Linked DNA regions of Mus musculus: regions 1, 2, 4, 5 and 6 are each linked to region 3. Evidence: chromatin loops called from intact Hi-C (ENCODE). Cell type or tissue: heart. All regions are shown on one strand.

Region 1 (5,000 bases), 120 kb before region 3:
ATAGCTTTATCACACAGAACAACAACAAGACAAAAAAGAAAAGAAAAAAAAAAGAAAAGAAAAGAAAAGAAAAGAAGGAAGAAATCAAGCTAAAAATGCTGGTGTGTAGTTAAGTTAAAGCCATCTGTAACCTTGGGCCTTTCTACCCATACCCAGGTTCATGAAATAAGAACTCAGGCTTCTTATATATGGATAAATGCCTAGGCACACAGCCTTGCCTCTGTTCCCTGACTAGCTCCTGACTTAATTACCCATCTATTTTATTCTAAGCCATGCCATGTGGCTGGTTACCTGGTCCTCTGTTTTATGAGACCATCTTCTTCTGTGTCTGGGGTGAAAACTCCAGTACCTGATTATCTCTCAGAGTTCTCTTTCTGCCAGGTATTCTACCTTCTCATCCTGCCGCAGCTCACTGACCATAGACACACACACACTCTCTCTCTCTCTCTCTCTCTCTCTCTCTCTCTCTCTATATATATATATATATATATATATATATATATATATATATATATATATTGCTGCTACTGTTTTCAGACACCAGAAGAGCACACTGGATCCCATTACAGATGGTTGTGAGCCACCATGTGGTTGCTGGAAATTGAACTCAGGACCTCTGGAAGAACAGTCAGTGCTCTTAACCGCTGAGCCATCTCTCCAGCTCCAGCTCCAGCCCCAGCCCCAGCCATAGATTTTTTTTGCACAGGTGAATGCTTCCACACGTACAAAAGATTCCCCTCTATGCTGGTGGGGCCAAAAGGAAGTCCTTAAGTCCTTAGCCACTGTTGGTGAGGATATAAATGAGCCCAGCCACTGTGGAAATTAGTATGAAGATTCCTTAAAGCAAACAGAGAACCTACCTCCTGGTAGAGACCTGGAGGAATCTACTGTAGGCACATCACAGCAACACCTCCACACTTGCACTTTTTGAGACGCTAGTCACAATAGCTGAGTCAGGGAACCAGCTTGTCTGTCAGTAGATGGATGGATAAAGAATATGTGGTCCATACACACATGGGGTTTTACTCAGCCATGAAGAGGGACAAAATGATACCACTTATTAGAAAAACAGAATGCAACCAGAGATCACGTTAAGTAAAATAAGCAGATGCAAAAGGACAAATATCACACACACACACACACACACACACACACACACGTGTGTATATATGTGTGTATGTGTGTGTGTGTAAACCTATATATCTCTAGCCACATGAAGAGGATGGAGACTATGGGAAGGGAGTAGTCTGAGGAAGAAAGGGGAGGAGGACTGAAGGGATGAAGGAGCCAATAAGGTCAAAGCACAATGATGCACATGAAAGAAACTGTCCCCAGCAAACCCACACTATGCATGATGAACCCAGGCCAAGAACAACATAATGAAGGAAATCCTGAGCGCATGCTTGTGGTGTTGGTGGATTCAGGCCCGAGGGCTCCTGTACTGTCCATGAGGGAAAGGGTCAAGCGTTTATGCCCCTGCCTCAGGAGTTGAAAGGGTGGGCCTGCTGTGGGGCTAGTGTTCCTCTCCAGGGCCCTTGAGTTCTGGGGTAACTACATTTAGCTACTTGGGGTGGAGTTCCAGGCAGTGAGCCCAGGGATGTACCCTGGCCACTTCCTCAGCCCAACCCTGGGACACAGGAAAGGGTGCAGTCTGGGGTCTTGGAAAGGCTTCTCCAATTGCACTCTGGGTCATCGCTATGGAGACGATAGGGCTGGTGTGGAGGTTTATGTGTGAGCTGGGACCTCTGTGTACTTCCATACCCTGGTCCACAGAAGACTATGGCTGAGAGCAAGCAAGGGAGAGGGAGCTGGCATTATGCCACTCTGGCCCTTGGGTGTGCCCACAGGTACACACAGCAGGGAGGCTTGCTGCAGGCGAGACAGGCCTGTGGGAGAGCCCTTCATCCTGAAAGACTACAGTACTCATGGTGCTCTTGGGGGTTACTATGGCTAGGAACCCTGTGGATCCTGTATCCACATCTCCTTCCCAACGGTAGGGCTTGAGGGTCTTCTCAGGTAGGTCCTCTGCTTCCCTGTTGGACTCTGTCAGGGTCAGGGACACAGGGCCTCACAGATAACAACTTTTCTCATCATCTGTGACTCAGAAGGGGACTAGTTCTCTGGGTTGTTCCCCAAGGACCTAAGAGTTGCCCAAGTGGTCAGCTCCAGGTCAGTCACAGAACAGCAGCAATTGCGAGCTTTAGCCACCAGGTGGCAGAGGAGATTTCAGTGTGGTTGAGATGGTCAACAGCCCATGTGACCACACAGCCCAAGGTCTCTGGCTGCCACAGAGCAGGTGAAGAAAAGGGGCCGAGGAGACAAGATGGGCATTGGGTGAGGGTGGGTCAGTCTAACCTGTTGCACCAGGCTTCATTAAAGGGTGGCTAAGAAAGCTGGGCCAAGGACTCCAGGCTGTGGCAGAGGGCTTGGGCCAAGCAGACAGATGTTCTTGGAGAAACAATGACCTGAACCTTGGCCTCTAAAGCCCTAGAACCGCAGAACGGGAAAACCCTACCTACGTGTACACCTGAGGTCTGAGACTTGCGCCCCTCCCTCAATCTCTTCTCTGCCAGGAGCACCCCAACCTACTTCATCCCTCATCCCCTTCTAGTGTTCAAGGTGAGAGCAGCCAGCTGTCTGTGGATTCCTTGGTGCTCCATGCTAGTGGTTCATTAGTCCTGGTCCTGGCATGGCTTGTTGGTCCCAGGAACATCAATAGAGGGTGGTATGGGGCATTGAAAGGAAGCTTACACAGGCCGGTTGCCTCCAGATAAGCAGACACTCTCCCTGTCTGTGTGGCCACACATGGATTTGCCTTTGATAGCCAGAGCAAGAAAAATGGTCTCCGCTCGTTGGGCTGAGCAGACCCTGGTTTACCTGAGTAGGTGGGCACCAGGATAAGGGAAAGCATGGGAGCCAAAGGTGGGGCAGCTCAGTGAGGACTGGAGGAAGGAGGACAGTGAGGACTGGAGATGCTCCAGGTAACAACCGAGGGACCTGACGTGTGGGTAGCTGCGGTCACCTCAGGGCTAATCTCTTGGTGGCAAAGGGATACAAGTCTGCAGTGGGATCCCCTGGTGTGGCTTGTTGATGTAGCTGGACTCTCTCCCCCCTTGCTGGGGAGGGTCAGCAGAGGTTGGAGGTCAGACCCTGACTCAGCTCGGCTTGACGAATTTACTTTTAAACAAACTCCTCTGGGCTTTTCCCCTGAGGCCTGTCACATAAATTTCTATTTAGTGCCACTGGGTCTCCAGCCAGGGAGCTGCCAGGATGTTTTGAGAAGAAGCTGGGAGATCACATGGTCTTGTCTCAGGGACTGTGTAGAGGAGAGCTCGGAGCTGGGTACCAGATGGAGATGGGAAAGGAAGAAGCTGACTGGAGCCTTTCCCCAGGGCTCCGTGAAACAGCCAGTGCTGAACAGTGACAGGCTTCAGGCCCCCGAGGTTCCCTAGTGGGTGCACACCTTGGGGGAGGGGGCTGAGGGTTACAAAACCCACCCTTCCCTGGGCTTGCCATATCTATAGAGGAAAAACCCAGCATTTCAGGGTCCCTGTAGGAAACCCCCTGTACTCTGGGCATTTTCTTACCTGTTCTCACCGCCCCCTACGGGGGGGGGGGGCAGAACAGTGAGGTGAAATCCTGGGTATATGTGTGCTGTTGATATGGACATAGCCACATACCAAGGACCCCTAATGCCTCAGCCCCGTGGAGGTGGCAAAGTCTTCCTCAGGTCTGAGTGTAGATGCTGATAATGTGTACAGAAAATGTCCACCATACATCCTCCCAAGGGAGGTTTACAGCTCGAAGACAGCTCTGCTTCTCTTGAGATGAGCAAAACCTGTCTCCCTTTTCAGCTGTATATAATAACCCTGACTCCTTGTTTTCTGTAATATACCCACTTCCATGGACAGCTGTATGCTATAGTCCCCCCTGCCAAATGCTCTATAATAAACACATCAGCTTCTGGGGTATTACAGCTTCTCCATCAGGTTTCCTGTTCTTGTATTTGCTTTTTCTTTATTTCCTGGGCCTCAGTCAGGCTGATCAGAACAGTGGTAAGTAACCTCTTCTCACACTAGAACCTAAGACTTGCAGGCCCTGGGTCCCCCTGAAAGCCACAAGACAGAGGTGCAAAGCCTCCAGCTGCCTCCTGTCTATTTTAGAAGAGTCTTTACAGACTGTTCAGCCCCAAGCCACACCCCTTAGTTACAGCCCCAGCTTGCATTTGAAAGCTAGAAGAGAAACGTGAGATTTTCTGTCCTGTGCTTCCAAGGAATCTCGGGAGAGCTGCGTGTATGTTTAGGGCAGAGCCAGGCCCTAGAGACCCCACTGCAAAGGAATCAGCCTGATCTGCAGTCCTTGGGAGGGTATCACAGTGGAGGTGCCCTCCTCCTGCTTGATGGGTGTGTGGCCCAGGCAGGCAGAGAAGGTGGGAGGGGTGCAGAGCCACTGAGAGCACAGCACAGTGCAGCCCTGTTTGTGTTGGCAATGCGGCTGCCCAGCCATTTCCAGGTTGGATGACTGCGTGATGGAGAATGTAGGTCAGGGGTTTAAGCAAACACCTTCTGGATCTCACATCTATGTGAGCGTGGGGAGGGGCTCAGTGAGCTGCCGGAGAGTTTGCTTAGTGTGGAATTGTCCCTGGATTGAAATGACAGCATCGTCAGCTGTCACTTACCTTGGTGTGGGAGGGAGAACACGGACAAAAGAGATGCTAACCTGGCTGTAGAACACAGAACAAGGACAACAGCCAACAGGAAGGCACAGCCTGGTATTAGCCAGGGCAGAAGGCAGCCATGGAGGGAACAGAGTGGGTGAAGGGATGTTGTGGGGAAGTGACATTCAAGCATGAGCAGGGGCCAGAGGCCACCAATAAACTCTGGAATGAAAGACTTCCGTCTCAGAGAGGAAACAACCCACCCCATGGGACCATGCATGAGCGCAGCCTCTGTGGCAGGTCCCGTAGGCTCACACCTATGATCACCATGGAGTACTCCCAC
Region 2 (5,000 bases), 150 kb after region 3:
TCCAAATCAGTGTGTTCCAGAAGGTCTGGAAGCCTACGACAAGCAAACACCAAGCGTCAGGACTCACGGGGAACAAAGGGTTCCTGAGAAAGGCCAACCCCATATAAGGAACAAGACTGGAGAGAAGATGAGCATTGTGGGAGGGAAGCCTCTACATCTTAGGCAGAAGCCCGTCACCATCAGCACCTAGGAATCCAAGCACCAGACCAAGAAACAATATCCTTCCAGCCACAGCAACACTGGGGACATTACACTGGAAAACCCCAGCCCAGCTCCAGGCCCTGACCAGATTCTGACCATGGTCCACCAAGGATGCTGGGCAGGGGAAGGGCAAATGCCACTACAGTCAACTACTGCACAGGAAGCCCCAAGCCAGTGCCCATTGCTGTACAGAGAGCTCCACTTTCCCAGATCAGATGCACCCGCTCTCTTGCTAACCCCCTGGCTCTCCCTGCTGCAGTGAGAAAGTCCGTCGTGCAAGCATCAACAGGAACCACAGAGCAGACGGACTCAGCCTCACTGTCTTGCCATTAAAAAAGTCACTGTGTAAATGCATCTGAACGGGTGCTCACTTACACTGCATCTTTCCCCTGACATTAACAGTCAGTTGACTTCTGTTTCACTGTGGCAGACTAAGGAGTGTATAACCCCTGATGCAAATCCCGCTAAAATGAGAAAATAAACCAGGAAATGAGGCTCTACTTCCCAAAGCTCTGAAAATAGAGGCTTAAGGAGGCCTCAGAATGCCAGATCCAACCTAAGGGAGGGAGGCAGGATGCAGTCTGGGTCTGAAACAGGTGTCCCTAGAAATCTCAGCAAGTGCTCCCTCCACTTGCCTGACTTGCAGCTTTATCCTGCCCAGTCTTATCCTCACCAGCAATAGTTGAAACAGCGTCAGAGAAGCCCCACCTCTCTCCACCCACCCACCCACCCTCACCCCCACAGCAGCGCCTCCTACTGGTGGTCTGGCTAGAATATCGTACAATCAGGGTCCACCCAGTGCCTGAGCCCTAAGGAGACACACCCAGGACCCCGGACAGCTGACAAGACACACATGGCCAATGAACAGCCTGCCTCTGCCATGTCTCACTGAGGGCTGATCCATGAACTTCTACAGAACCCTGGTCGACTGTCACCCAGTCTCCAAAAGAACCTCTAAAGACCAGGGCTACTGCCAGCTTTTAAAGTGCAAAGTGATGGGACCCAAACAGCATTTTAGAAAGATGGCTTTCTGAGAAAGGGCTTGGACTGCTTGAGGTCTCAGGAGACAAGGATTCTGGAAAGTGCCACAGTTGGTTGTCAGGAGGCTTAGATTCGAAGCTCTTATTGGCCAGCTGTGTGACCTCAGACAACCCATTCATCAGCTCCCAACCCCAGCTGTTTCTGACAAGGACAGAAAACCCACCTGGGCCAAGCATGGGATGGAACCAGGTGTGCCAGGCCTGGAAGCCAAGTCTCTTGTCAGTGACAGCAATGTGTGAGTGTCAGCTGCCACCTGGATGTCCTCCATAGTCATGCTGGCTGACTTCTGAGTGATCCAAACTATGGCGTATAGACAAGAAACCCCAGCTCTCCCCACTTCTGCAGAGAATGCTTCAGCCCTGATGCTGGGTAAAGTCCTCTGAAAGTCCTAACCCCAGGACAAACTAGCAGGTGGGCTAAGTTCACTGAAGTCAGTCCTTATGAGGCCCACACTCTGACTCAGGGCCCAGGTGTGGTGCCCTGTGTATAACACCCTTGCCCCAGGAGGAAGCCCTATTGTCTGTCAGCAAGGCAAGCCCACAGGGCTCTATAAACTGGCTTTCCTCAGGCCCCTGGTAATCATGGACAGGTGTCTATACATGTCACCAGCTAGGCTGCAGAGATCTGCAGTAGATCTTCATTAACCTCAGCCCCAGGATGTGACCCAAATCAAGCATTTGGGACCTGGGGAGGTTGACAATGACACTGCACACAGACCCAGCCAACAACAGGATCCCAAAGCCCAGGGGCAAGGTGTTGCAACCGTGCCCCACTGCGAGTGGAAGGAGCTATACCGGGCCAACCTCGGCCCATACTGCCAGGCCATGGGAGCTCAGGAAAGTTTATGAATCAGGTCCAGACCCTGCCCCTCCCCCATCCCTCTGTGCACAGCTCTCGCAGTCCTTCTGGCCTCCAGATGCACAGTCTGCAAGCGATTTCCCTTTTGTTATTTCAAGCTTGGGGCCTTGATCTTTTGCCACTTTGGAAGGAGCATAGAAACAAAGGGATCTGGGGCTGTTGCCTAATACTGATGCTGGCTTCACCCAGCCAGCCTCCATCTTAGTCCCTGTGCCCTTGCTACCCAGCTGAGCCTTTGATGAGAGAAAGCAGGCACCCCGGGAGCTGCTCAGCAGCTCCCTCTCCTGTCCCCACAGACCTGGGCTCACACAGAGAGAGCCGCGTGCTCCTCTCAACAGTGGTTGCTGCCAACAGGCTGAGACTTGACTCTTGCCAAGCCCTCTGGTGTCCATGACACCTCAGTGCAGCAGCAGAGCAGCCTGTGTGCCCTGCCCTGAGCAGCTGGGGTTGCAGGCCCTTGGCCAAGCTTCACTCACTCAAGCCCAAGGTGCAGAGTCCCCAGCAGTGTGTTAGCCCACCACCCTCCTGCCATTTGCCTGCAGGCTTTGGGCTTGCACACTTGGCTGGAGACAGAGGCTCACAACACATGCTTGTTGAATGATGATGATCCCAGCTCTGCTACACCCAGCAAGTGCCCTGAGCATCCTTCGGAGCACCAAAAGGAAGGGACATCACTAGTGTTGTTAAAGCCCTATCACTAGTGTTGTTACAGACTGTCACAGAGACCCTGGGGGAGAGGCAAAGAGGAGGGTCCCAGCCATCAGAGAAACAGAGGGAAGGGCAAGCAGGAATGTGGCACCCCAGAGAGAATTGGGCAAATACCTTGCAGACTGATGCCCTTCCTGGGCCAGAATGAAGGAGTGGAGTTTCTCCGTGAAGGAAAGGGAAAGTCATTCCAAGCCAAGGACACAGTCTGGGTGTTGAATCAGACTGTAAACTCCAGCGGGAAAGATATGAAAAACCCAAGAGTAATGGAGAGACCAGTGGCAGAGATCAGATACCATCTTAAGACGGCAGAAGCCCTATAGGGTCATGAGCAGAGCACAGGGGCAACACAAAGGGTAAGAAACCAATCACACTGAGTGCCAGGTGCTAATGCAGAGGGCATGGGGCATGAGGACAGCCCTGAAGCTGCAGAGGACCTGGGGTTCAATGCTCAGGTGATGGCCAGAGAGTCCCTCCAGAACAAGGTTCCAAGGTAGGGGGTGGCATCAGGGAGGGGAAGGATAGTGTGACTGCAAGAGGGGAGCTCTGAGAAGGCGGAGACAAAACTGCAGCGTTGGGCCATCAGGATGCTCCGTCAAGCTGGAGGCTGAGGCTTAGAACCACAGCACCTGTGGAGCAGTCTGGGGACTAAGAGTTCAGGGAAGCATCTGTATTTCAGAGCTGGGGAAAAAGTAAAAAGAGACACAAAAGCCAGAAGAGGATCCTGGGAAATCACTAAGGGAGGAGAGGACACAAGGCACAGAGCTTCCTGCAGAACACTCTCTGACCTCTGTGTTATTCCTCGCCCCACATGGTTCAGGTCCCAAGCCCGAGTGCAGGGGGCTACAGTCACGCTTTCCCAGGTGTCTTTGGTCTACAGGAAGATGCTAACACTCCAGATGAAGGAGATGGAGTCCTAGGCTGGGGAGGTCTGTGTCAAGTTCCAACTCTGTCTCTGGCCAGCAGACACCACGTGTTTTCTTAGCCTCATTCAGTGCTGAATGTGGTAACAGCTGAGCGTTTTCCAGAGAGCCCATGCCAGTAGAAGCTGGACATAGGGACAAATGTCTGTAGAACATAAAGATGGTGCAGCACATAAAAGCACTTGCCACCAAGCCTGATGACTGGAGTTCCATCCCTGGGCCCCACGTGGTAGAAGGAAACCAACCCCAACAAATAGCCCTCTGACCTCTACATATGCACCGTGGGATGTGCATGCCCCCTTACGTACACATAAATGAATATACATAAAAATATTTTAAAAGAAATTAGTGTTTATGCCCTGCCAAGATAATGTGAATATAAAGGATGTTGAAGTTCACAGCTGTCAAGCCAGGTGTGGTGGCACACACTTATAATCCCAGTGCTCGGGAGGCAGAGGCAGGTGGGTCTCTGAGCTCAAGGCCAGACTGATCTACAGAGCAAGTTCTAGGACAGCTACAAAGAGAAACCCTACCTCAAAAGACAAAACAAAACAACAACAACAAAAAAGTCACCCACACAATCCTCTGTATCAGCATCAACCTCTCCATGAAAACTGTAAGCATCTCTACCATCATCAGCCTCCTTTACCTTCTCTATCATCACCACTGCTATGGTTTGGACTTTGAATGTCCCCTGAAAGTCCGTGTGCTTAAGGTTTGCCCACCTCCATCCTGTAGCGCTTCTGGGAGACAATGAAAGCCCTTGGAGGTGTGGCCTTTGGGGAAGAGGCTAAGTCATCATGGAGGCATCTTTTAAAGGGATATTGGGCTTGTCACCTACTCTTCCTTTCTCTGGTAGCTTCCTGAGAAAAAAAAGAGTTCCTTCTACCACCAGCTGCCTTTCCTCCCTGAGAGCGAGCAGTCTTGGAATTTTACCGCTGTGTTAGAAAGCTCACAACATCACCACCATCACATCAAACGCACCACGGACCACCCGCCCTGCCCGTGAAGGCCTGCCTCCACCCCGTCTTGCCAAGAGATCTTCCTGTGACCAAGAATACACAACGCCCCCCCCCGAAGTACTCTGTCCCTTCACCTTCAAATATCTGAGGACAATTGGTACGCAGCCTCAAGTCCTTTTTAATCCAAAATTAGATAATTTCCTCAGTTGTTTCATGTTTAAATACTCTTTTCATGATCAATAAATCAATTATGTCCATATAAGAATCTTTAAAAAAACAGAACTAAGCCCCTCAAAGGAAAACCTTCGTG
Region 3 (5,000 bases):
GTCGCTTAGAACAGGTCAAGGCTATCAAAGTTTCGAGTTCTGTGCCGCCATCCAGTTCACACAACACGTCCTGGTCCCCCGTGGAAAGATCTCTTTATGGCACTTTCATTTTCCGAAGCTATTTGCTGGAGTTCTCGAAAATCTGCGGTCTGTGAGCTTCCTCGTTGTGTTTTACGGCGCCGCTCACCTATTTGCTGTTTGAGTGACGCCACTGAACTCTAGGTAACCTTCTGAGGGTCTACTGCAGCCTTTCAGGGATCGGACACTGTACATCAGCACCGTGTGGAGCTGGCTCCTGCCCTGATCCCTGTGACCCCAGAGCCTGGCCTGGGCTGCGCAGAGCACCGAGGAGTTGGCCTCTTTGTAAACTGGAGAGAAGAAGACATTTGGCAGATCTGGAAGGACACAGACAGGCTGGCTGGGTGGAAAAATGGCTTTTTTTTTTTTTTTTCAGGATTCAGAAAAGTAAGCTTTCCAGGAGGCAGGGAACAAGCTGGAGGTACATGATTGAATTTAGCTTTGGGCTGTAATTACGCGTTGAGGGAAGTGGCCAGGCTTACACAAGTGCTGTGGAGGGAGAGAGCACTTTTGAGTCCACCAAGGTTCCAAACACCAAGGCTGCAGACACAGGCACAAGCAAAGACTGACACCCACCGTGACCCTCGCTCACCATTGATTAGAGCTAATCAGGGGGGATGTTCTCAAAGCCCTCAATCATGGGACCCTGGGCCTCCCTGGAAAGTGGGGCTGGGAAGTTCAGCCCAAACCCAGCAGTAACAGAGAGTGCATTTTGTATTTTTCCTGAAAAGTCAACAAAGGGGAAAGGCAGAGAGTGACAGAACATGCCGAGTTTTGTGGTCACACTGGGCTTCCCGACCTCAGCGGTAACCACACCAGACCCGAAAATTCCCCCTGATACCTGCTAGTTTAGGAGTCCTTTCCCCACAAACCAGCATGTTTCCTGCATTTTAAAATCTACCCTAAAGACAGGGACTTCTGGCTTCCCGATCCTTCTGAGTTCAAATCTAGATTACAAATATCATCTGGCTGGGAATTTAGCCCCAGCCATGGCCTAGTCAAAAGAGCCCAGGATAGGAGCAATGTTTTAGGTTACCCCCCAAATCTCTGTAAGCCCAGATGATAGCCATGATAAAATGCCTTGAGAAGCCCAGGCCTGTCGAACACCCTCCTCCACAAGGACACAGACCCATTTTAGGCAAAAGTGTGGAACTCTCCAGCCACCGAACTCCGCTGAGCAGGTGCACGGTCCTCCAGCAGCACCCTGCTTGCTGCTGCAGAAGTAACCCAGTGACCAAATAGGGAGCCAATAAATAGGAGTCATTACAGGATAACGAAATGTTTGTGCTTAAAGTGGGGAGGAATTCTAGTGCAGGTTGTAACATGGAGAAGATGCTGTATTCCAGGAAATAAGCAATATACAAATGATAAATGCTGCCAGTGACTATCACAGGGTATGGTGGTGTGCGGGCCGCTAATCCCAGAGCTCTGAAGGCTGAGGCAGGGGGATTACTGCAAAGTTGGGGTCAGCATGGACTTCATAGTGAGCACACACACTTAAGACAGTGTCTCAAGAGATCAGAATGTGAGGATGTAAATAAATACCATGTGGCATCATGTGTGTGATGTCCCGAAAGTTCTTTATATCAAAGTAGGATGGCAGGTTTCCGGGGCTGAGCGGGAGACCAGCGGTTTGTGTCGAATGGAGTTGGGCTTAGCCTGGGAAGATTTCTGAGTAGTGATAGCTCCTCAGAAATCATCATTATGAGTGAGTGTGGTCGGTGCATTGAACTGTGTACTTAAAAATGGGTAGCATGGGAAATACCATTGTGTGTGTGTGTGTGTGTGTGTGTGTCTGTTATATTCTATCACAATAAAATAGAAATAACATTTTAACCTCACACTAACTAATAACACAAACACAAGAAAACCTGCATTTGTCACCTGCTCCTGAGCCTCCAAGTAGCCCCTACTAACTAGTACCTTAGCTAAACAAAAGCAATTCAGGGTATCTGAGAGAAAGTGGTGTTAGTAAGACTAGTTGGGGGGCAGGTGTTGCATATATAAGCAAGGCTACTTACAAAACCACCAACTGTTGGCTGTGTGATCTTAGGCCAGTCACTCTACTTCTTTGGGGTCCAGTCTCCCTTACTCTTGAATCAGACCATTTCAGACTTTTGCCCCCTGAGCTTGTACACCCTGAGACTTTGGAATTCCATTTTTAAAATCTGAGGTTAGTGGTTAGTGTGATTTCCTTACTGCAGAGGACAGTACTGCATCCTCTGTGTCGTGGCATCTCTCTGGCTTGCCCCTGCATGTGCTCACACATGTGGAAAGAAGAGGTTCTGTTGAGCCTTTTCCTAATAGAGAACACATTGTCCACTTGCCTTTGAAGTCTTTCATCTGCGGCAAGACCACAAGGGGGCGATGCTCGCCGGAATCTTCCAGCATGACGCTGAGCACCTCCTTCAAGGAGGGGGCTTTGTTCTTTCCTCGGAGTTTGGTAGGGTCTTGTCCCTGGAGGCTCCAGGGGGGTGGGGGAGCTCCCACGTTTTTTTCAAGGGTTGAGCACTCACGGGGGGGGGGGGGTAGGGGGGCACGGGCGGCTGGAGAACCGAGACAATTCAAAACCAGAATATTTGCAATCACCCAACAGACTTCACAAAACAATGAAACAATGATTTCAAGTCAGGTACTTGACTATGCTGGAAGGAAGAATTAAGCAGGGCCAGCAGACCAGCTTACAGTCTTGCCTCTCAAAGGCAGGCTCAGAGCTGCGGCATTTTTAGACCTAGAAGCAGGGATGGCTCACTCACTACTGGGGCTTGATGTCACCTCAGTGTGACCTTCTGAAATGCTGGGTAACTTGAAAACTGCAATGTTAACAAGAAAAGGAAGAAACATTGATGTTTTTTGCTCAAACACGTTATTCCTCTACCTTGGTGGACACTGGGGGGTTATGTCCTGTGTCCTGATACAGTGTCTTCATTTGATGACACAGCCACTTTTGTGGTTGGGAATACCCTCCACGTCCTGCAGGAGATGTTATTTCTTCCTTCAAGGCTGACACCTGCTGCCATTCTGGTATCTGCTGCTTGCCAGACCCCATCAGCCTGACTCTGTGACTGACAGCCCTAAAAATGCTATCCATGGCCTTGGTGACATTGGGGGAACCGAGTTTCTGCTAGCTCTGGTGCTCTTCCCCAAAGCATGCACTGGACTTTTATTTCATTGATTTTCAAGAGCTTTTTTACATGCTCGTTTTAACAGTCTCTCTCCTTCCTTGTCCCATAGATGCCCCACACACTAGTGATGGTACATTCCCCAAAGGTACATAATCCTTTTGCCTGTGATCAGCTGTGCCCAGTGCTGTCAATCATCAAACAGGGCTAAAAATAAAGACTGGACACGACTGAGCTCAAAGACAAATGTGTTGTGTCCATATTTCAGCCCCAACTTATGATATGCATTTATAAACGTCTGAATGTGAGTTCCTCACTAAGTGAACACTCACTGAAAGCCTCGTGTGGGCAAGACAGAGTTTACTAAGCCTCAGGGTGCTGCAAGAAGAGACTCAAAAGCTACTCTGACCTTGGTAAATACGTCTATGGGACACAGACCCATGCACCAATCAGTGTGGAAGATACAGGTTACAGCCTGAAGCTTGGGAAGCTATCTTGCACGTGCACTGGGACTTCCTGGCTAAATTAATGTACTCGTTCATTCATGTAGCCTATGTGCACCTGACATTTACCAAGTGCCTGGGCCATTTCAGGTACTGAGGCAATAAGACAAGACAGATCCAGTACAGACAGGGAGACCAAAACAACTGGAGACCCTGCCAATTCCCCCTGTCCCACATGGAGTCATAGGGGACTTTCCCTACACAGAAACAAACAACGAAACGGACTAAATGTATGAAACAATGGGTTTCCAAACCCCAGAGCACACATTGAAGGCCAGCAGTCACTGTGGGGTGGCGGGTGTAAGGTGAGTCCCAGAATAACCCCGTTTACTGCATTGCCTTCAAGACACCATACCAGGCTGAGCCCACCAGGCCGCTAACCACCGCGAAAGTAGAGTCAAGAATGTGGGGCGATCATGGAGTCCCAGAGGAGAGAGAACCCCAGAGATGAGGTAGGCAGAAGCTCCCCACCATCTGAGCAATGGATGCAGGTAAAGAAACTACCCACGTGTCACCTTGAGGGAGAGAGAGAGTCATGCCTGACTTCCACACAGACCTTTCTGTCGTGTCTGTTCCCACTCACAAACCTAGAAGCCTTGGGAGCAGCAGGCAGCGTGCTCTGCATTAGCCCCCGCAGGGGGGAATACGAGCCCTCGATGAAAGAGGTGCTGATCCCAGCTAACAAGTCAAAAGGAGGACTCCAGAACAGAAGGAAACTCAATTGCATCTTGAAGGAAGTTCAAAGTCACCCACGGCATCCAACAAGATGAAATTCAGAGTATTTGGCATCCAATCAAAAGCCACCAGTCAGGCAAAGAAACAGGAAAAAAAAAAAAGTGACCCGTAACGAGGAGAAAACCAATCAGCCAAACAAAACACAAAACCAGAGCTGGCACAGACGTTAGGACTGACAGACGGAGAAATTAAGTTACCATAACTGTGCCCCATATGTTCAAAAATCTGAAGCGAAGACTCAGAAAATACACGAGAGACAAAGTGAGCGTTAGATCTGAGAACTGTGGTGTCCGAAATCAGATACAACAGGGATGGCTTGATGATGGATTGTTAGGTGCATGAGAGACTATCAGTGGATTGGAAGACAGTGTTGGAAACTACCTGGAGGAAAACACAAAGAAAAGAATTTAGAAAGTTAGCGAAAGCAAGCCAGCAAGGTGCTGGAGAACTTCAAGGGGCTTCAGGGCTGTGAATGGGAGCCCTAGAAGGGCGAGAGAGAGAGAGAGAGAGAGAGAGAGAGAGAGAGAGAGAGACAGAGAGAGACAGAGAGAGAGACAGAGAG
Region 4 (5,000 bases), 330 kb after region 3:
ACCCTGAGCTCTGAGCCCTGAGAATGGTCCTAACATGTGCAGTTAAGCCCAGACAGAAGCAGGCCTTGCCTTGCCTGGGTGGTAGGTTACTCTAAGCTCCCACTCCAGAGTTCCACAACTGTCCCACCAACAGGGATTCTGGATGCAGACTGTCACTGGGGTCTCGTATCTGTACATTATGACTCCTTACTCCTGTCTTTGAGTGGAATAAAATGCTTTATAGATATATATGCAAACATTTCTTTTGACAGATAAAAGGTAGTAAATGAAAAAAATTGTGTATGTGTGTGTGTGTGTTTTTTTTTTTCCAGAAATGCAAAGCAGCCCCCCAGCTCAGGTGAAAGCTGTCACCACCATAGAAAGGGACAGCTCAGGGGCCAGCCTACCCAAGGCCAGCTTCCCAGAGGAACTAGCCTATAAGAACCAGCCTCCTTGCTCCTACCAGCAGATCAGCTGCCTGGACAGTGTCATCAGGTACACAGGATACTTCTGATCTTTCCTGCCATTGGTGTCCTCGTTCCTCACACCCTCCACCCACCCACCCACGTGATGCCTTCTGACCCTCGTGCAGGTACCTGGAGAGCTGCAGCGAGGCAGCCACCCTGAAAAGGAAGTGCGAGTTCCCAGCCAACATCCCATCCCGGAAGGCCACAGTCAGCCCCGGGCTGCACTCTGGAGGTACACTTTCCATTCAGAACTGTCTAACCTGTGACCCCTTCAATCTTCCAGGATGGGGTCAGAAGCCATCTGATAAACCCTCCGGTGTCCCTTTTTCCCCCTAAATTAATTTTTCATAGCTTGTAGATACACCAGCAATGCTTTTAAGTGGCCAAAGTTGCTAGAAAGTTGATAAATACCCTTCTTGCAGGTCAAGGTCTAGTCACCCCAGCTTTTAGAACAGGGACCTGGGAAGCCTGCCTGGTGACCAGGGGGCAGCCATGAGCGCCACTCCCTCTTGTGACTGTGCTAGCCTCAGTGGTTCTGGAGCAAACACCTCCTAGTCTATCTAGAGGAGCCCTTGCCTGTGAATACTAGCATGCTCCATTTGAAAGCTCAGCCCAACAATCTCAGCACTTGGCTGGCAGAGGCCAGCCTGGGCACAATGAGACTTTCTCTCAGAAAATTACAAAAAGAAAAACAAGGCTGGCAAGATGACTCTGCGTGTCAGGTGGCTGCCGTGCCAGGTCGACAGCCTGAGTTTGATCCCCAGATCCGACCTGGATCCATAGAGCTGTCTTCTGGCACACGAGTCCATACACACAGTAATAATTATTATTATAGTAATAGAAAAATTTTAAAGTAGAAATAGAGTGTCTCGTTTATTAAACGAAGCACAAGAGAGTGAGTGGCCGGGCATGGAGCAGGGTGGACAGCCCAGATCACCCCCTCCAGAGGGCCCTGGTGTGACCCACAGCCATCTAGAGCAGTGGCTCTCAACCTTCCCAGTGCTATGGCCCTTAGTACAGCTCCTCAGGTTGGGCTGACCCCCAGCCACAAAGTTATTTTTGTTGCTACTTCATAGCTGTAATTTTGCTACTGTTGTGGATCATTATGTAAATATCTATGTTCTCCAAAGATCTGAGGTGACCCCCATGAAAGGCATTTGACAACACCCCCAACAGGTTGAGAACCACCGGTCGAAATGTTTTTGTTCCCCCCCAAACACACACACACACACACACACACACACACACCACAAACACAGAGGTCCTGGACTCTGAGAGTGAAGTTCAAGTTGCTCCCGTCATTTCCTCTTCACCTTTTTCCTGTGGACAGGATCAAGCATCCCTGGGGCAGGGGTGCAGCCAGCATGGCCCCATAGGTCCCTTGTGTCTCTGGCTCCTTAACTGGACAGTGATATTCATCCTGCATATGTGTTTTCCTCTGTTTTTCTCTCATCAAGAGGCAGCGCGGCCCTCCAAGGTGACCAGCCACACAGAGGTCAGTGCTCACCTGAGCTCCCTGACGCTGCCAGGCAAGGCCGAGAGTGTGGTGTCCCTCACCAGCCAGTGCAGCTACAGCAGCACCATCGTGCATGTGGGCGACAAAAAGCCACAGCCCGAGCTAGGTATGTACGCCACAGATCCCTGGGGAATTTCAACAGCAGCCTGAGTTTCAGGTGGAAACTTTGGAGGCTGGGGAGATGGTTTGGTGGATAAGAGCACTTTCTACGTAAGCATCAGAACCCAGGTTCACATCCCCAGCACCCACATAAAAAGTGGGCCATGGTCATGAGCGTGCCTGTAAGTCTAGAAATTTTGAGAGTGGAGACCAGAGGGTCTCTAGAGCTTATTGGCCACCAGCCTAGCCCCATGTTCAGTGAGCAGCCTTGTCTCTCAAAGAAGTAAGGTGGGAAGTAACCGAACGAACACCTGGCATCCTCTTCTGGCTCACGTGTACAGACACTCACACACACACACACACACACACACACACAAGTGCTGTACACACAAACACACACATACATCTGACTGAAAAGTGAGAATGCTAACTTCCACTTTGAACTTTTATGCTTATTCAAACTTATCAGAAAAGTCCCGGTAAAGGTTTTTTGGGTACTGAGAATTCGGAGGTGGGATATGGCCAGTTAGGGCCCAAGTACTACTCTCTGCTGTGCTCTGGCACCACCTGGTGGTGGTTGTCTTCCTGAGTGCCTGTTCCATAAGGCGCAGGCCCCATTTCTACATAGGGGAAAGAACCAGAACACATAGTAAGAAGAGTGACTGTGACTGAGTGCTCTTCGTGAGGCCTTGATGCTGGGGAGATGAGTCAGTTGCTGATGTGCCTGCTGAGCAAGCATGAGGACCCACATAAAACCCAGGAACAGTGGACTCCTATGTAATTCTAGCACTAGGGAGGCAGAGATGGGGATTTCTGGGGCTCACTTTCAGTCAACTTAACTAAGATGGTAAGTTCTGGGTCCCATGAGAGACCATATCTCAAAAAGTAAGGTGGAGAGCAAGGGAGGAGGACACTCAGTGGGGACCTACCTCTGACCCCTTCGCCTGCATGTGTACATATGCATACACATGTACGCAAGCAAGCAAGCATGCACAGAGAATTATAAGCTTGTTTGTTACCAGAAAGAAGGAAATGATAAGAAACAATGTACCTGTAAGAGTCGATCTCCAAGGGCTTGACCAGCATGCCCTGACCTCTCTGCTCTGTAGACCACATATCACAGTGGCCACCATGCATGGCCCTGAGATCCGGAAGATGTAGTAGTACTTTGGCCCTTTCCCTTATATATCAAAGCTGAAGGCAGCTTTGGAATGTCTTCAGGCCCAGAGTAGAAGTAGATCTTCAGGTCTCTGCCTGCTGCTTGCTGCCTAGGACTCCTTTGGAAATCAGAAGCAGGCATGGGGAATGTTGCCCCCAGTTGTGGGCATCATGAGTCAACAGGGTGTGAGTTGTCTATACAGTAGGTTGCACTTGACAAGCACATGCTGACCAGAGCCCGCTTCTTGCTGCAGAGACGGTAGAAGATATGGCCAGTGGGCCCGAGTCCCTGGATGGTGCGGCCGGCGGCCTCAGCCAAGAAAAGGGGCCTCTTCAGAAGTTGGGCCTCACCAAGGAAGTTCTGGCTGCACATACACAGAGAGAGGAGCAGGGCTTCCTGCAGAGGTTCAGGGAGGTGAGCAGGCTCAGTGCCCTGCAGGCTCACTGCCAGAACTATCTCCAGGAGCGGTCCCGAGCCCAGGCGAGTGATCGAGGTGAGCGCTGACGTGAATTGAGCATTCGGGTTTTTTAAACACTTTGTTCTCTTTTTAAGGTAATGCTGGCCTGGCACTCACCATAATCCTCCTGCCTCAGCCTCCCTAGTGCTAGAATGGCAGGTGGGGACTGTCAGGCCTGCATTAGCACTGTGCTTGGGAGATCTGTATCCGGTGCTAACATACTGAGCTGTGCCCAGGTCGGAGGTGTTCATGTGGAGTAGCCACTGCCACGTTGCTGGCCATGCAGCATGGGAACTCTCTCGAGGACACAGCCTCATGTTCCCAAGGGAACAATACCATAAATAGTCGCAGAGTGCTAGGCTAGCTTCAGCAGATTTTTGAGGCTACCCTCACCCCCAGTTAAGACCCTGGAGTAAGTTCAACCTGCAAAGAATGAGCATTGTGCCCTGAAACCTTTAGCAGGCAGCTTTGGGAATGGGGGATGGCTTTCCCCTTCATGTGGACTCACCCTCCTGGCCTGGGGCTGCCCTGTGGATCCAAACCTCAGCCAAACCCATTAGCTCATATGAAACGTTTCTTTAGGCCCATAATCCCCGGGTGGTTTGAAGGTTTTCTGTTACAGGGGCCTGGTTCTTGAGTCTGGCCATCCATCTATCCACACACTTGCAGTGGGATCTGGCTCAGTCCACACACTCACCTGGCTCCTAAGACAAACCTCCTTTTGTATCCCAGGGGCAAGGGGCTGCACTGGCCAGAGATAGCAGCTCTTCTCCTGGCTCTGGGGCTCTGGTCCAGGGTCACAGCTAGTAGGCCCAGGAGACACCACCAGGAGCAGCCCCACAAACACTGGAAGGAACTGAGGAAGCTGTGACCTCTTTTAAAGATCATATCTTTTCTTCTGTCTTTCTTACTTTTGAAGGCAGGGGTTGAACCATCTTCAGGGAGCATGCTGGTCTGTCTGTCTGTCTGTCTGTCTGTCTGTCTGTGTCTTCAGCGAGCATGCTGTCCTGCTTCTGAGCAACGTCCCCAGCCAGGGCTGCTTTTCCCAGGCTTCCTTCCCACCGTCTTCCCAACCCCCTCCCCACAAAGTCTTGCCACACGCAGGAACCTCAGTGGAAATGAAAGGACACCCATCCATCCCGAGCAGACCCAAGTGTACATAGTTCCATTTCCCACACACCCCAGACCCAGCCGTGTGTACATTCCGTGGATCACACAACCTCCCAGGAAGTCCTGACAACAGTCTCTACTTAGCACTTCAACCGCTGCCCTTCCTTCTGAGGGGAAACGTTTGCAGGAGGAAATGAGACAGAATGAAGAGCA
Region 5 (5,000 bases), 230 kb after region 3:
GGACTTGGAGATTCTCATTCAGTCAAATCACATGTTCTGAAGGACAAAAGCCTACAAGTTAATAGTCACATGCTTCTACAAACACCAGGTACCTCTCTAATAATCCTGTCTCCAGGAGCTATTCTCTTCCTTTCCGTTACAATTCCGAGTTTGTCAGTATCTCACTCAGCCCCCCACCCCCCGTCACCCGGTCGTCCCGTCTGTCCGAAGCCCCCACCTCTGCTCCTGGCTCAGGGCTTCGGCATGCTGCCTGTTCTCACTGTGCCACAGCTGCAGCTCATTCTGCATGGCGTCCACGTCCTCCTGGATGTAGTCCATGATCTTTCCCAGGGGAAGCGCACTCTTACACAGGGTCTGGATGGACACGCGGAGCTTCTCTATCTCCTTGGAAACGATGTCTTTCTCCTTCTTCCATGCTGACTCAAAGATGAGTGATCTCTCCTTTGGATATAGCAGGGAGGAAGAGAATGCCTTTAGGATCATGCTAGACAGGTTAGAGGCAGCACCCCAAGCAGGTCCCACAGAAGGGAAACTTGATGAACTTATCAGAAACGACAAAGTTTACCCTGCAGAGTCCTTAAAAAGGAGCTGAGATGACAAAGGAAATATTGGCAAATCATACACTGCACAAAGACACGTGCAGTAAACACAATTCAGAGAACATAAAGCTCAGTAGCAGCAAGCAGACAATCTAATCAGAAGAGGGACAAGAGACACAGAGACACGTCACTGAAGGTGACGTTCTGATGGAAATGAGTACATGAAAGTGTGTCCAGGAGCACCAGTGGCTCTAAGTGCAGTTTAATCAGCAATGCCTGGTGCCAGGCAGGAGAAACTGGGTTGACGACGGTTGATTTGTGTGTGAATGTAAGTTTCATTCTTTCTAAGTAAATGCTTTGATGCACACTTGCTAGGTCATGTGTGCATTACTCAGCTTTCTGTCTCTGTGACAGAAAACGTGGGGAAAACAACTTGAAGGGAGAAAGTTGTGTTTTGGCCCACAGCTTCCAGGGTTCCCACCCATGCTTAGAAGGCATGTAAGCACCAAAGAAAGCTAATTACATCTGCATTTAAAAGCCATTCAACTCAGATTTGAGCATAAAGGCCTTCGCGACAACTGTCCATGGTGCAACCCACAGGCAGGGGCCGAGTATGAAGCACATGGCAGTCTTTGGTTGGTAGGTCTGGGTTTTGTTTTGTTCTGAGATGGGGTCTCAGCTGGCCTCAAACATGCTATGTAGCCAAGGGTGACCTTGAACTCCCGATCCTTCTGTTTCCACCTCCTGAGTGCTGGGATGACAGGAGTGCACCAAGCATAGCTTAGGAGATGGAGGGTTCGCTCATGATTTTTTAAGTAGAAGTCTTTCATTGCGTCGTTGAAACCACACGGGCCAGTCTCATACTCCGGGATCCTGTTTCAGCAACTGGATCTCACAGGCAGCCTCTGCACCAGTCCTTCTCAGAGACACAGATACCGTGCAGTCCAGCTCTGGCCACCACAACCTTGCTTTTAACTACTACGACTTGTTTTTTTTTTTTTTAAAGATTTATTTATTATATGTAAGTACACTGTAGCTGTCCTCAGACACTCCAGAAGAGAGTCAGATCTTGTTACGGATGGTTGTGAGCCACCATGTGGTTGCTGGGATTTGAACTCCTGACCTTCGGAAGAGTAGTCGGGTGCTCTTACCCACTGAGCCATCTCACCAGCCCCCTACTACGACTTGTGAATGAAACAATGTCAGTGTCACTTTCACCAAGAACCAACTCAGCCCTTCCAGCCTCAGACACTCAGCCCACCACAGCTGTGCCCCCGGAGCTCTGCACACGCACTCGCTCTGAGGCCCAGCCTCCTTCCCCTGAATGACTATGCAGACAAGGTAAGAATGCACAGGCCACATGACAGACACTATGACTGTGTTCTGCACTTAAGAACAAAAAGTCATCACCTTATTTCCTTATAAAGCAACCCCAAGTCCCCCCAAACTGACAGACCCCTCTTTAAGCTTTTGTGAAGGTAACAAATCATGGCAATATAATTACTACTGCTGCTACTACTATGATATCACTGCTATTAAGGTCACTGAGGAAACAACAATAAGTATGTCCCCTCTGTCCTCCCACCCTACCCCCCACAGAATGTCAATGGAAACAATGTCCCTAAGTAATCAACTCAAAGAATATAAGAACCACAGATGAACTGAGCCAAAACCAAAAAGAAACCACCACCATCAACAACAAAACAAAAAACAAACAAACAAACAAACAAAAACAACTTGTGTCTGGGACTGAGCATCAGCAGCAAAGACCACGCTCTAGAGCGGTCCCTGAGAGTTGGGACATGGCTGGTGACACCACGCCACCTAGTGGTCAAGTAAGAATCTGTGCCGTGACACCCCCATCACCGAGAGACCACAATCCCTCTCATAGGGAACTCAGTTAAACAGAACTCGCTGCAGACTGTTTGCCTTAATTAAAACGCAACATGAGAAGGCTGTGTGTGTCATTCGGAGGTGAAGCGTTTGAAGCTACAACAGGTGGAAAGTCATCGAAGAAATAAACAAAGGAAACTAATACAATCTGAATGGGAATTACCGGGCTTTCCCTCAGTTTTGTATTGTTTATTTTGTTTTTGGTTTGTTGTTGTTGTTTATTTGCTTGTTTTTTTAAAACAAGGTCTCACTGTGTAGCCCTGGCTGTTCCAGAATTCAGTCTCTAGATCAAGATGGCCTTAAATTCACAGAGATCTTAGCTAAATTACCAGACTTTTCAGCCTTACAAGGCATAAAAGGTAACAAGTGCAATCTCACTGCAGGGGCTGCACACATCAGCAACGACAACTGACAACCAAGTGCTCAGATGTCAGATCTGACAAGGGACATTCTCATTGAAACCACCGAAGTCACCAACTCATTCACCGTGTTTCAATGTCCCATTCTCCTACTTAGTATGACTTAGCCTTTCTTTTGCGGAAGCTTCCTGTGTTTGCCTCTGACCTTCCTGGGGGCTGACGGCAGACAGGACAGTATGTGCCAGTAAGAAAGGCCCTAGGAGCAAGACACACACAGAACTCACAGTAAGATGCAGGCCTACAAATCCCCAGCTCTCAGTCCACACTGACCCAGGGCCAAGAGTCAGCTTGTCACTGTCACAGCAGCCAGGAAGAATGAGCAGGCCAGGACAGAGGGACGTTGTGCAATGAAGACACAGCAGCCTCCCAAACAGCTGCTACCCAAACACCACCTAGGGAGCCGGGGAACGGGACTCCACAGACCAGAGCTGCGAGCTCTCTGTGCCTCAGCTATGAGGGGAATGGCACTGAAGCGCGTGACCTGCATTACTGATTTTAAATCAATGAACACTGTAACATGTAAAGGACTTTTCAAACGACCATGTCAGGCCTGCTCCTTACCTTCTCACCAGGCTTGAGAGACTGCTGCAATTTCTCATAATCCTTCTTCGTCTCCAAGATCTTCTTCACGAGCCCACCTGTTAAAAATCAGTAGGTTTCAGCTATGGCTTCTTATCTGCCCCAGGAGCTGCTCATTACTCTTGGATCTCATCTCAAGATGAGATAAATGCTGAATTCTCATCCCTCCTCTTTCCATATCAAAATGCCTTCCTCGGATGCTAAGACAAACCACAGCAGCACCTTCTACTGGCAGAGGCTTGTCACAGGGTCCCAGAGGCTTGTCACAGGGTCCCAAAGGCTTGTCACAGGGTCACAGATAGGAGGTTTGGAAATAAAAAAGGAATGTGATTAACACCCCAAAATGTAACTACCCATGCAAACAGCGATTATAATGGTTTCACAGTGCTGATGCCTCTTTTAGATTGGGCAGGAATACTAAACTTCTAGAATTCTCCATGGTGTAAATTACTTATGAAAAATCATCTTCTTAAAAATACCGTTTTACAAGAATATGTACGATGCTGGGTGTGGTATTATCAACACTGTAACCGAGCTGTGAACCCTGTGAACTTCAACAATGGCCAGTGTGGCATGATGCACCCATGGGTGCTACAGTGGCACCAGTGTTATGCAGGCAGCCAGCCACTTTCTGACTGAGTTTGAGACCCATTGCACAGAAGGAAAGTTCAATATAGTCCTGTACATGTGGCCCAAAACTTATGCTTGGGGAGCTTGCCAGCCCCAGAGGAAAACTTCTTTTCTACTAAAAGGACATAGCATCAAACTACCCACTAAGTCTGTATGTCTGTATGCACAGACGATGGTTAATGTGCAAACTCACAACCAAAGTGTCAACACAAGCTCAGCCACAAGTGGGACATCTACACCGCACCCCTCATCCGCCCTCCAAGGCTTAGGAACATTACGGGAAGAGGAGTGAAGCGGTGGATAATAGGGGGATGGAGAGAAGTGTCAGAATGTCAGTCAACATTCTATCATGAGCTGCCCTCTCTTATGAGCCCTCAACCCCACCCCCACCCCCACCCCCAGTCACATTTTCACCTGCACTATCAGGGAGAGGAATATAGGGAGAAAGAACAAAGGAGAAGTCTTAGACCTCAGCACTGGGTGGGGTGGTGCAAACTTATAGTCCCAACATTCACAAGACAGAAGCAAGAAAATGATCAAAAGGAGATCTCCACAGTGAAGTCTGGGCCAGCCAGAGCCACACAATGGTACCCTGCCGCAAATAACAACAACCACAAAACAAATGTACACCTCTCAGTGCAGCTGGCTATGGACAGTTAACCTTAAAGCCACAGGAAGAATTACATGAATAAAAACCAAAACTGAGTTGGATGTGGCATATGCCTAGAATTCCATTGTTGAGGAAGCTAAGGCAGGAAAATGGAGAGTTTTGGACAGCCTGGGCTACATAACAAATTCTATTCTCATGTTCATGTGTGCATATAAGCATGTATAGACACAGTTTCTTGGAAAGACAAGATACGATGCCACTATGCTTGGAGTCCACTCTGATCTCAGGTTCTATGGCTCCCCCAGGCCCACATGGCAGCAGCAACAGTGT
Region 6 (5,000 bases), 180 kb after region 3:
AAGAGTATGGAGAACATTGTGTATATGGCACATATGATATGGATTGGGGAGGATATGGGACTTGATGAATGTTTGTAGTGTGCATGATTGTGGGGGTAGAGTGTAGAGGGTATGGGGTATATGGATTAGAGGGCTATGATGTATACATGCTAAATATGAAATATAAATACATATATACATATACATATGTACATATGTGCATGTCTATGTAAATATACATATACATGCACATATGTACATATGTGTGTATGTATACACATAAATGTATGTATGCATGTGTATACACACACATACACTCCCTGGGGAGCAAAGGGTCCATTTGGCTTCCATGTCTGGATCACAGTCCTTCATTAGGGGAACCAAGACAGGAACTCAGGGCAGACACTGAAGCAGAAGCCATAGAGGAACACCCTTTACTGACCTGCCTTCTACAGCCTGCTCAGCTTGCTTTCTAATATAGCCCAAGGCTACACTGGGCTGAGCCAAGTGCTACCATGGATTTGCCTACAGCATGATAACTAAGTGAGACCCTGAGCCTAATAAAGAGGGTTGGTGGTGTAGCTTACTGGTAGAGAGCTGACCTGGCATACATGAACCAAAGCCATGTTCTTAATAAAAAAATAAACCGGGGAAGCATGTGTGGTCTCCCCAGTATAGGGTAAAGTGGGTAGCAGAAGGAACTCTCTCAGGGTGGGGTCAGTGCTCAGTGAGAGGTGGCAGTCCAGGCTTCCCTAACAACATACCCTCACACTCAGCAAATGGTGCAATGTGAATCTATTCTCTCACAGCTCTGGGGGCTGGAAGTGCAAGACCATCATGCCATGCGGCCAGCCACCTGTGAGAGCAATCATCTGGCTTCAGCGGTTGACTCCCATTCTGCCCTCACCCAGCTTCTCCGCTGGTGTCTCTTCCTTTTCTTACGTCACCAGCCCGGTGGATCAGGGTCCACCCTAATGATCTCACTTAGCTTCCTCAACTCCCTCGGGGCCCATCTCCAAATCCAGACACACTGACGGACAGCACTTCCAAGATTTCAACGAACAGGGTTCAGTCCACAGCAACAGGGAGTCTGAGGAGAGAGAGAGAGAGAGAGCCATGCCAACATTTCTATTTACAAGACAGAGACACAAAGCTCTGAGAAGCAAGGAAGCCCTGGGCTGTTGGAAACAGGAAGGGGGGACACATTATCATCCCTGCTCCAGGAGGCTGAGGTGGGAGTCAGGAGTGAGGTGCGTTTGGTAGAAGTTCTAGGAACCAGATGTGAGAACACAGACCTGGGAGCTAGGTCCACACCTACAGTAGGCACTAAGAAGCTTCCAGATTCTCGATCGGGGGGTCACTATGCTCACATAGGGTAGGAAGAGAGCATGACACCCAGGAGCCATGTGGTCATATGTTGAGGGTCTCGTGGATCACACATAGACTCCAGGAAGCTCGAACTGAGGGAGCCCTAGGCCTGAGTGGTGATTGTAGGGACCAAATACCAATGTTCTAGAAGATGTATTCCATCCTCCAAAAATGCACTAACAAGGCAAAGGTAATGAGAAGAACAGCCATGTGGGTGCCAGACACCCACCCCATTCATTCTCTCAAACATGCTCTGGGCAAGGGCTATGTCAATATCAATTCAAGACGCTGTTCTTCCCCTGCCAGTTGGGAAAGTTCAGCCGATTTCCAGGGAAGACACAAGCTGTCTCAGTGCTGAGGGAGCAAAATGGAGTTCGGAGTTGTTAAGTCAGCCAAGATCTATGCACACTAGAGCCAAATGGAGTTCATGAAACTGAGCACAACGCTGTGTTGCTTCCCTCCTCAAGGTGATGGCCAGTTTGCCCTAGGAAGAGAGAATGAAAGTCAAGTGTCTGAAAAGGCTACCTAGAATTCTACCCATGCCTCTCTGCTATGGAGAGATTAGGTTAGGGCACCAGGGAACATCGAGAGCAAGAAAGGATGAGCAAGACACAGAGGCGCTTGACTGCCTTGTTAGCTCACTACCTTCTTGGTTTAATTGATCCTCACTAATCTAACTGCCTGTAGTGAGCAGAAGGGAACATTTTAAGAAGGATGGTAACATCATTCAGAGCTCAAAAACAAAATACAACCTCAGTGCACAACATGGGTGAAACCACCACCTGGGCTGGCAAAATGGCCCAGCAGTAAAGAGCACTGGCTGCTCTTACAGAGAGGTTCCCTTTGCTGGCACCCACAGAACAGCTAACAAACATCTAGTTCCAAGGGATCCTGTGCCCTCTTCTGGCCTCTGTGGGCGCTGCATACACATGGTACATAGATAAACATGCAGGCAAAACACCATACACATAAAATAAAAATAAATCCTTTTCTTTTAATTTTCATATCTACTGGTCACAATCCCATTTAGAAAACAAATGTCCAACAGCAACAACAAAACGATGACTAAAATACGGGGCTGTAGAGATCAGTGTGGAGAGGCAGGATGGGCAGAGCTGGTTCAGTGCAGTCTATTACTAGAAAACTCAGACGCAGACAAAACTAACCTGTGCCAGTGGGGACTTTAAGACCCGATACTCTTTTGGGAAGATGCCAAAATGCAGAAGATGTGAGGAAGGCTTTGGAGTAATGGGAACTTAAAACATCTCCAGCTGAGTAGACTTTGGTGGGACGGAAAGGCCGGTATAGAACATCTCAAGTCAAAAACACAGGGGACCTGTGAGAAGAACTTAGTCAAAATCAATGAATTTGACCCAGTGCCTGACTTGCCAGGCAGACTGGACATAGTTGGGAAGACAGAAGTACCTGGAGAAACAGCTGGAGAAAATCTCACAGAACGAGAGGAGCTGGGGAGATGCCTCAGTGGATAAAGCACAGAGAACACAGTTGGGAGAGCCTAAAGTCCCCAGAACCCATGCAAAGCCAGGTGTGGTAATAAGTGTCCTCAACCCCAGTGACACTGATCAGACCCCACAGTAGAGAAAGAACTCCCTAAAGCTCACAGGCCAGCCAGCCGGGCATATGGAGTGGCACAGCAACAAAGAGATGCTGTCTCAAACAGGATTGTCCTCTGACCTTTACATGTGTGTGTGGCACATGCATGTCCATACTTATATACATGAACACATACATGCAGTACATACATACACTGTGCTCACAGAAAGAGAGAGAGAGAGAGAGAGAGAGAGAGAGAGAGAGAGAGAGAGAGAGAGAGGAGGGGAGAGGAGAGGAGAGGAGAGGAGAGGAGAGGAGAGGAGAGGAGAGGAGAGGAGAGGAGAGGAGAGGAGAGGAGAGGAGAGGAGAGGAGAGGAGAGGAGAGGAGAGGAGAGGAGAGGAGGAGCAAGCAGCAAAGACGGGCTGGAGAGATGTCTCCACGAGTCAAGCTTTGACTATACAGGCATGAGAAGCTGAGTTTGGATTGCCAACACTGCAGGCATGCAGGCAGTCTCAGTCTGTAGTCTCGGTGTTGAAAGGAAGAGATGGTGGGATCTCAGAGGCTCACTTCCCAGGCAATCTAGCCAAGGAGTGAGTTCCAGGCTTATGAGCCACCCTGTCTCAAAAACATAAGGTGGAGGGCAGTGGAGGAAGACACAACATTGACCTCTGACCTCCGGCATGCTCACGAACTACATACTCTGTCCTCACTGCATGCATAGACACAGGCAGTGGCAGGCAAACATGTGGGAAAAAAGGAAGGAGAGAAGGGACTTTCAGACAGATGTGTGTGCATGGTCCTAACAGAGTACCTCCATAGAGATTCACCTACGCCCCAGAAAACCGCTGAGAAATGAGCCTGAACCAAAGCACCCCCAGTACAAACTGATTTAGCACTTAGGGAAAAGAGGCAACTTGAGTCTTCACATTCTGCTGACAAGGAGGCCGTCAAGCCGCTCCACACCTGCATGGAACCCTTCACCACAAAGAGCAAGATGGCCCAAGCGGACAGAGGAAGCAGGGGCTCGGAGGCAGGGCCACCGTTTAGCCCTCAAGAGGAACCAAGAAACTTCTTGCATGTGTTCGGCTGGACTTGAGAACACTTTCAGGCCAGTGACTTGTTATGGTTTCAGGATGAGTGTGTTCCACCTGAGTCACCCCTGCCAACGAGGCACAAGGCAGATAGAGAGCTGCCACTTCAGTATCATGGGCACGAAGACGGAGAGGAACTGTCTTCCAGAGACGTTTGGAGATGCTTGACTCATGCTTGGGAGGAAAAGGAAAAGTGGGTGTGGCTGAAGGAAATTGGTGTCTGTTCCTGCTGTTACTAAATTCCAACAAGTGGGGTGCCAGAGTCGGGGGGCGTAAGAGCAACAGGAACCACCTCTAACAGTTCCTGAAGGTGCTAGTCCAAGGCCACGGTGCTGGCAGATTCAGCATCTGGATAGAGTTGCATTCATGGGCTCTGTCTTCTCGTGGTTTGTTCACTCAATGGAAGATGCAAGGCACCTGGACGGCTCTAGTCCTAGAGCACCAGCCGCATCCAGCGGGGTCTACTTCATGGCTTTGTCAGTGCCCAGAGCTCCACTGTCTAATACCATCATGCTGGCAGCCAGGTTTTCAGTGAGAGTCTGTGGGTGACACAAATATTCTGCAACAAGGGAATAAAGGGTCCCATTCAAATGGTAGCAAAGGCTATGGCTTCCCCCCCCCCCCCGGAAGATTTTGTGTTAGTGTTTAATGAAGTATGTGGCTGTCATATGACCTAAGAATGATGAAAGGGGAGAAGCCAGACCCCACCTCTGAGTACCAAATGCTACATCTCGTTAACTTATCCCACATTTTATCCTGTGTATCTTGCCATGTCTCAAATTCAGTATCTCTAAAGCCAAGCTTCCTAGCATCTCTTAGCCCCATGAACAAAATGCGATATCCAGCAGCACAAAGTGAAAATCTAGGCCTCACCCTGGCACCCTCCTCTTCCTCACTATCATCTCTAGCCATCCAGGCTCAGAGCATCTCCCTTCCTAAACAGCCTAATGTCAGCTCTATGTCCATTATCCCCACCATCCACCAACACCAGCATCGTCCCCTTGACC

The links. Peaks named below come from ENCODE experiments on the same cell type or tissue, not always from the same donor. Only the 100,000 strongest peaks of a DNase experiment are listed, where the experiment ranks them.
Region 1: it touches region 3 in a loop (8-fold over the local background); 10 of 42 quality-filtered maps call a loop at or near these places.
Region 2: a loop joins it to region 3, with 10 times the contacts of the local background. A loop is called at or near these places in 12 of 42 quality-filtered maps.
Region 4: it touches region 3 in a loop (4-fold over the local background); 2 of 42 quality-filtered maps call a loop at or near these places.
Region 5: a loop joins it to region 3, with 8 times the contacts of the local background. A loop is called at or near these places in 16 of 42 quality-filtered maps.
Region 6: it touches region 3 in a loop (5-fold over the local background); 19 of 42 quality-filtered maps call a loop at or near these places.

What each region holds. Positions count from the first base shown.
Region 1 is chr1:91,872,059-91,877,058 of GRCm38, reverse strand. No RefSeq gene overlaps it. Among named protein-coding and RNA genes, the nearest start is that of Gm46242, 5.1 kb to the left of the region's middle. In heart, CTCF peaks have their summits at 2,189 (motif pointing right) and 3,568 (motif pointing left); DNase peaks (open chromatin) are centred at 1,538, 2,228 and 4,488; H3K27ac peaks cover 1,127 bases.
Region 2 is chr1:91,598,298-91,603,297 of GRCm38, reverse strand. No RefSeq gene overlaps it. Among named protein-coding and RNA genes, the nearest start is that of Gm28380, 10 kb to the left of the region's middle. In heart, a CTCF peak has its summit at 2,447 (motif pointing left); DNase peaks (open chromatin) are centred at 2,137 and 2,417; H3K27ac peaks cover 1,071 bases; H3K27me3 peaks cover 699 bases.
Region 3 is chr1:91,752,710-91,757,709 of GRCm38, reverse strand. No RefSeq gene overlaps it. Among named protein-coding and RNA genes, the nearest start is that of Twist2, 46 kb to the left of the region's middle. In heart, a CTCF peak has its summit at 2,417 (motif pointing right); no DNase peak of the experiment used is centred here; H3K4me3 peaks cover 355 bases; H3K27ac peaks cover 784 bases; H3K27me3 peaks cover 400 bases.
Region 4 is chr1:91,426,452-91,431,451 of GRCm38, reverse strand. It overlaps Per2 (period circadian clock 2), which reads left to right. Exons shown (of 23, transcript NM_011066.3): 15 at 312-474; 16 at 572-678; 17 at 1,904-2,068; 18 at 3,474-3,713. Among named protein-coding and RNA genes, the nearest start is that of Gm35591, 14 kb to the left of the region's middle. In heart, a CTCF peak has its summit at 2,637 (motif pointing left); DNase peaks (open chromatin) are centred at 2,011, 2,641 and 4,851.
Region 5 is chr1:91,521,320-91,526,319 of GRCm38, reverse strand. It overlaps Traf3ip1 (TRAF3 interacting protein 1), which reads right to left. Exons shown (of 15, transcript NM_028718.2): 13 at 3,413-3,489; 14 at 218-441. Among named protein-coding and RNA genes, the nearest start is that of Asb1, 17 kb to the left of the region's middle. In heart, a CTCF peak has its summit at 2,365 (motif pointing left); a DNase peak (open chromatin) is centred at 2,339.
Region 6 is chr1:91,571,642-91,576,641 of GRCm38, reverse strand. No RefSeq gene overlaps it. Among named protein-coding and RNA genes, the nearest start is that of Asb1, 34 kb to the right of the region's middle. In heart, a CTCF peak has its summit at 2,255 (motif pointing left); no DNase peak of the experiment used is centred here; H3K27me3 peaks cover 566 bases.